Regions from separate parts of the Homo sapiens genome. Here region 2 is linked to region 1. Evidence: read pairs that join two places in POLR2A ChIA-PET (ENCODE). Cell type or tissue: PC-9. All regions are shown on one strand. Each heading gives the region's core, and the rest is flanking DNA. Links, peaks and the distances in the headings are about the cores only. Region 1 overlaps CD44 (CD44 molecule (IN blood group)). Region 2 overlaps LOC105376626 (a long non-coding RNA gene).

What was found. Peaks named below come from ENCODE experiments on the same cell type or tissue, not always from the same donor. Only the 100,000 strongest peaks of a DNase experiment are listed, where the experiment ranks them.
Region 2: POLR2A ChIA-PET joins it to region 1 with 11 read pairs; 6 of 35 experiments call an interaction of 5 or more read pairs at or near these places.

The regions. Positions count from the first base shown.
Region 1 is chr11:35,191,326-35,194,245 of GRCh38, forward strand. The region is part of intron 5 of CD44 (CD44 molecule (IN blood group)); the gene reads left to right. Among named protein-coding and RNA genes, the nearest start is that of CD44-AS1, 22 kb to the right of the region's middle. In PC-9, for the core only: no CTCF peak of the experiment used is centred there; no DNase peak of the experiment used is centred there; H3K27ac peaks cover 2,250 bases.
Region 2 is chr11:35,039,367-35,042,286 of GRCh38, forward strand. All of the region lies in intron 2 of LOC105376626 (a long non-coding RNA gene), which reads right to left. Among named protein-coding and RNA genes, the nearest start is that of CD44-DT, 97 kb to the right of the region's middle. RefSeq lists an enhancer at 1,032-1,231. In PC-9, for the core only: no CTCF peak of the experiment used is centred there; DNase peaks (open chromatin) are centred at 1,015 and 1,445; H3K4me3 peaks cover 1,625 bases; H3K27ac peaks cover 2,472 bases.

The DNA of each region.
Region 1 (2,920 bases), core at 221-2,720:
AGGCTTGGGGTTCCCATCACTCCCTGCACATTCTTTGAAGCTTTTTAAAAAGCAGAGTTTTCAAGCTGCCCATACTTTCTTGGGTTATTGGCCCTCTTGAGTTTGCATCGGCTTATTGTTGGTAGTCCCGTGGGCAACCCTTCTTGAGAGAGGCTTCTGCAAACCAAGCGGGCCGTGCTGCTAGCTACTCACTGCTTCTTGGGTTCCCTGTCTTTTTAAAGTAACCATGTCGAAGGTGCTTATCATTATGGTAGGCAATTTTGTCGGATGTTAGCGAACACAATAATTAGTGGTCTCAGCAGGAAGGAGAATAGGTCTACCCTAAAGTACCACTTCCCACCAAAGAAGAAAATCCTGATAAAACATAACTTGGGACTATATGTAGTTAACATTCAAACCACTAATAGCCTATATAAAATAGTATTTCATGTGTGTTTTAAAAACACACATTTCATTAACCCCTATAGAATATCTCTTAAGAACTGTATCTTCCCTTCCTAAGTTAGTCAGCAAACGTATTTTGAGAACCTACTACGTACCAGGCCTATTAGAATGCTTGGGATCGAAGGATAAACATAGTTAGGAAGTAATATTGAAGAGAGGCAAGGATTACTGAGATATTTATTCATTCAATCAATATCTGAGGTCTTCTGTATGCCAGACACTGCTCTAGGATGCTAGGAATTCAGAGTTGGACTTACCTTCATGGAGACTACATATTATTGGTTTAGAAATCAGGGAAAAGGAGTGTTTATGAGATTTAACTAAAACATAGTTCAGGATTTGAGCTGAGAAATGAATTGTGCCTTTCTCCTCCCAGATAAATTAGTTAAGTTTCCTTCAGCAGCTAAAAAAGAAAGAGACTAATGAGTCTACCAAATGAGTCCAGGGCTAACCTGAGAGTCACTGAAGTACTATAGGACCCAATGGGACCAGTAGCAGCTCCAAGTGGATCACTTCATGCAAAGAAACATACCAAGGCAAACAACCTGGTGGAAACTTGAACGTAGCATAATGGCATGCCAGGAAAAGTCAGCACTGTTAGGTTCCTGAGTAGAATCGTATTTCTAAAGTCCAGTGAGGAGATTTGCAAAACCTTATCACTGTTGGACTGAGAGCTGGGACAGAGTGACAGGGAGTGATTGCAAAGCCTCCCTCATGCATTGCAGGAGGGCAGGGGTCAAGAGGAGTGCTGGCTGAGAGCACAGAAGAAGCGGTCTTTGGCTCGGCTGGCTCATTCCTTCCTGAAGGGCCTGTAGTGGGTGGCAATAGGGACAGCTAGTAAGAATAACCATCTGGGTAGCTTTAGGCTTCCAGCAGGCTGTTTATCTTGAGTGTCATCAGCCTCTTCCTATTGGTGACCTGGAACTCTCTGGGATCAAGAAACCTAAACTAATTCAGGAAGCAGACTCCTGCCTTGGAACACTGTATTTCCTTGTCTTCTGGGTGTCAAAGGAATTCTTTCTTTTTTTTTTTTTTTTTTTTCAGATCTGGTATGGCCTATTTGGGTGGGGAAAATTAGAAATTCTGCTGGCTAGGCAGTAGCTTTTTCCATTTTTCCCCCTCATACCACTCCTTTCAGGAAGACAAAAATAACGCCTATTTCTATCTTGTTCTTGTAGGTTTGTTTCCTCTGGTACTATTTTTTCCTGTTGTACTATTGGGTGAGGGTGGTGGGAATTATGCATCTTTAATAAAGTTTCTGAGGTGAGAATGTGGTGTCTGTGGATTTTCCCGGGGATGCTCAGGTTTGTCTGGAGGCTTCATGGGTAAAATTGGCTCCTATTTCTCTACTCTCTGTTCTGAACTAATGTGTCCTTTGCAGCAGGGGTGTCCAGTCTTTTGGCTTCCCTGGGCCACATTGGAAGAAGAATTGTCCTGGGCCACACATAAAATACACTAACACTAGCCATAGCTGATGGGATAACAACAACAAAAAAAGCTTATAATGTTTTAAGAAAGTTTATGAATTTTTGTTGGGCCACATTCAAAGCCATCCTGCATCACAGGTGGCCCACAGGCTACGGGTTGGACAAGCTTGATTTAGAGGACAGAACATACTGTGCCAGCTGTTGGCATTTTATATAGATAGAGTCAAAGTTTTTAACCTAGGGTTCATGGACCTTCAGTAGGTTCAATGGTAGACCATAAGGCATTCTAGAACTATCTGAAATAATATGCAAAATTTTGAGTGTGTATATGTAGCATCACTTTTTTGAGGAAGGAGGACATAACGTAGATTTTCAAAGGGATATATAATTTAAAGTGGCTTTTTAAAATCTCAGCTGGCTTAAATTAGATATTTATCCTGATGGTTTTTGCCATTCCATTTCAATAAGAAAACATGCTGGACTCAAGTCAAACTTGAGAGTCGAATGAGAGATTTTAAATTGCAAAATGTTACTGATGATATTTTCTCTAATTTGAGAAAAGTCTGGAATTTCTCTAACTTTGGCAACTCTAGTTTTTGGTAGAAACACATATTGAATTAGAATAAAAAGTGACAGAAATGATAGATGGATACCTGAGGAAGTTTTATCTGATTTCGACACTTTGAACACATTTTCTTTGCAAAGTTCCTGCTCAAGTATGAAGTTTGACCTGAGGCTGATGCGTGTGGGCGGAGCTTTGAAATGCCAGTTGTCATCACAAACTACCTGGGTACAATGCTAGACAGATGTGAAAAATACACACTAGCAACCCAAAGATAATCCAAAGATAAATGCATGAAAGCAGTCGTTTGAAATGCTGCTTCGAAAACCTCCAGCTCATGGCTCAGTCGCCCAATCAAGTAAATAGAAAATCTCTTTCCTTCACAGGTTATTAAATTGCTGCTTGATTTTGCTTTGATCATGAATTCAGGGGATTCAGTTTGAAGAATGAGTAGCATGAAATTTATACCCATGAGGAATTTGCATTT
Region 2 (2,920 bases), core at 244-2,743, 150 kb before region 1:
ATGAAAACAACCAAAGACGATAATCTGATTGATTTTGCTGAATATCACCTATCTCATTTGTAACGTCATCCTCAAATGAGTAACTCTTACCCCACCATATCCTAAAGGTACTGCTTGGCATGGACCTGATAGAGGAATAAATATGTTTACACTTAACATAAAATTTTGAAAACCTTCACATGCTGCCTATTCAAGGACATGAATTACCTAGCTCCTTTTCAGCTACCCACATTTAAATCTCTTGCTGCTTCTCACTGAGCCTGGGAGAACCATGCCAGTTACTTGATTCCTAGAAAAGTCCTGGCTCCTCCTTAGGTTATATTTTCCCTGCCCAGGTGAAGGTAAGATGGAATTGACTGCACTATTGTCTGTTTTTGTCAATGCCATTTCTCTAGGAGTCTTGGAGTCTGTATTTTAGTAGCAGAAGTATGTTTTCCTTTGTTGACCAAAATTTTCAGATGCAGAAAAAAAAAAAACAAATTCTAAGGATTCTAGTTCCTTAAACTCTGCTTTCTTCAGAATTTTTTGGAGGATAAGCATCAGAAGAGGATTATGGGTACCAAAAAACAGAATGAATAAGATTTTCTATTTGATAGTACAAAAGGCGACTGCACTTAATGATAACTGTACATTTTAAAATAACTTAAAGAGTGTAATTGGGTTGTTTGCAATTCAGTGGATAAATGCTTGAGGGGATGGAAACCCCATTTTTCATGATGTGCTTATTTCACATTGCATTCCTGCATCAAAATATCTCATGTACCCCATAAATATATACATCTTTTATGTACTCTCAAAAATTAAAAATAATAAAAAAATAAAAACAGAAGAGGGCTAGAGAGTGAGAGATCGAAAGATGAGGAGGGAATCACCCATCAAGAGTCTGTTTATGTACATCGTGGCCCCGACCTACCGAGATCTGCATAGAGACAAGAGTGAAATAAGACTGTGTTTTGGAAACTGTGGTAAGAAGGAGGCAATGAGTCAGTGCTTACCATCCCCAGAAAAAGATATTGCTCACTGGGGAGTCTTTGGGGCAAAGTCTGTACATGTATCTGGGGGTGGAGTTGGAAAGACAGATTGGCATATGGGTATTTGGAGGAAAGCAGTGGGAGAGAGAGAGAATGTGAATGAATGAAAAGTGGGAAAACACATTGGGGAAAACACATAGTACCGAAAGCGGGTCTCTGAGGCAGAAGGAGCCATCAAAGCGGAAGCAGAACTCAGTGCCGTGTCGATAGTGAAGGGAGATTTGAAGATTGCATAGGGAACCCAGAGACATTCATTTCATTTTTTTCATGCTTCTAATTTTAATTTCTTTTCAGCTCAACACGTGAAATAATTGTGGTTTAAAGCAATGTAGTTTCGGTAACCTTAGGGCTATACTTATGTCCAAGTTTAGGGCTTAACCAAACATAGCATACCTGGAAATGGTCCTTTATTTATCAGTAGCTGAAATAGAAGCTGAGTCACAGGAGCGACACAAACACATCTGGTGTCTGTCTCATGCCTTCAAATGCCACAGGGTGTTGGCGATCTTTGCTTTTACTTGCTCAAGCCTTGAAATCTCCTTGGTTGATATCCGCTCACCTTGCTCAGTGTGAATGCCCCTCAAACTGGTCCTTCACTAGTTATTCTCCCACATATAAGTGACTTGTTTCCATGATTGACATTCAGAGTTGAGCTATAGGGCATTTCACCAACTAAAGCATCTGCTATTCCACTCATTATTCCAAACATTGGGAATTAAACGGAGCTCATCGTTGGAATTTCAACTGTGCTTATGTTAGATTTTATGTGTGCTTAAAGGGAAGTGGGAGAAAGAATCATCTTGTTGGGAAAAGAAAAACAAGTACCCTCTTCTCAGCTTGTAGTAATCAACTACAATTGCTATCCTTTCTACCCGCTTCCTCTACCCCTAGCACAGAAGAAGAAATAGGCTAGGATGGGGAGTGCCACTATCTCAGTGGCTCAGAAGCCACTAAAAATCAGTGAGATGGATTTACATCTGCAAGTCATGGTAGGTCATTCCCTTATTTCCATGTATTATTTCTATCACATTCAATACCGTGAGAATCCTCTAATGTAAGCTGTGCCTACATTAGGGAAAATCAAGATGATCCCTTGGACACAAGAGAAAATACTAGAGCTTCTATTATATTTATTTTTTAAGCTATCCTTTTACATTTTCTATTTTTGTGTATATGTTGTGTATCTATTTTGTGTATATGTTGTGTATATGTTTATTAGTATATTGGTAAATGAATATTATCTATCTACTCATGCCTTCTCTGTCTCTCTCTCTGTCCCCCACCTCTCTATCACATCTGCCATATGTCATCTGTCTAGCCATTCTTCTATCAGCTTTTCTAAAAAAGCTAAGAAGCTTTTTTAGAAATACAAATTCATAAGAGATTCTATTCCAGCAGGTTTAGGTGAGACTAGGAAACTGTAGTTATCAGGCTCATTTATTTCTGTTAACCTTTTATTTGATGTAACCTTACACAAAATCTTACCATGTAAAACAGATCAAGATGGGCTACTCTTTTGCAGGAGGGCTAGAGGCAGGGTTCGGATGGTCCAGTCCTCCAGGGTTCCCCTTTCATTTGCTGTCTCCTCTGCTGTCTGTGGTCAGTGTAAACTCCTGTTTGGAAACCACTGTGGAAACTACTGAAAGATGCATCCTTGGAGAGTGGCTGGTTCAGTGATTGAAATTGGACTAACAACACATCCCCCCTCCCCTTTCTTCAATTAAATCTTATAGAATTTCTCACTAGCTGTATTCATTCTAGCTGTTCTTCATGGCACATGCTAAACACCTGTTCACCGTCGCAGCCCAGGCTAAGAGAAAGGATTGTAGCTGCTTGGGTCTGACACTTGGAATGGATTCCTCTTCCTAAAAGAACCTGTTTTCCCCATG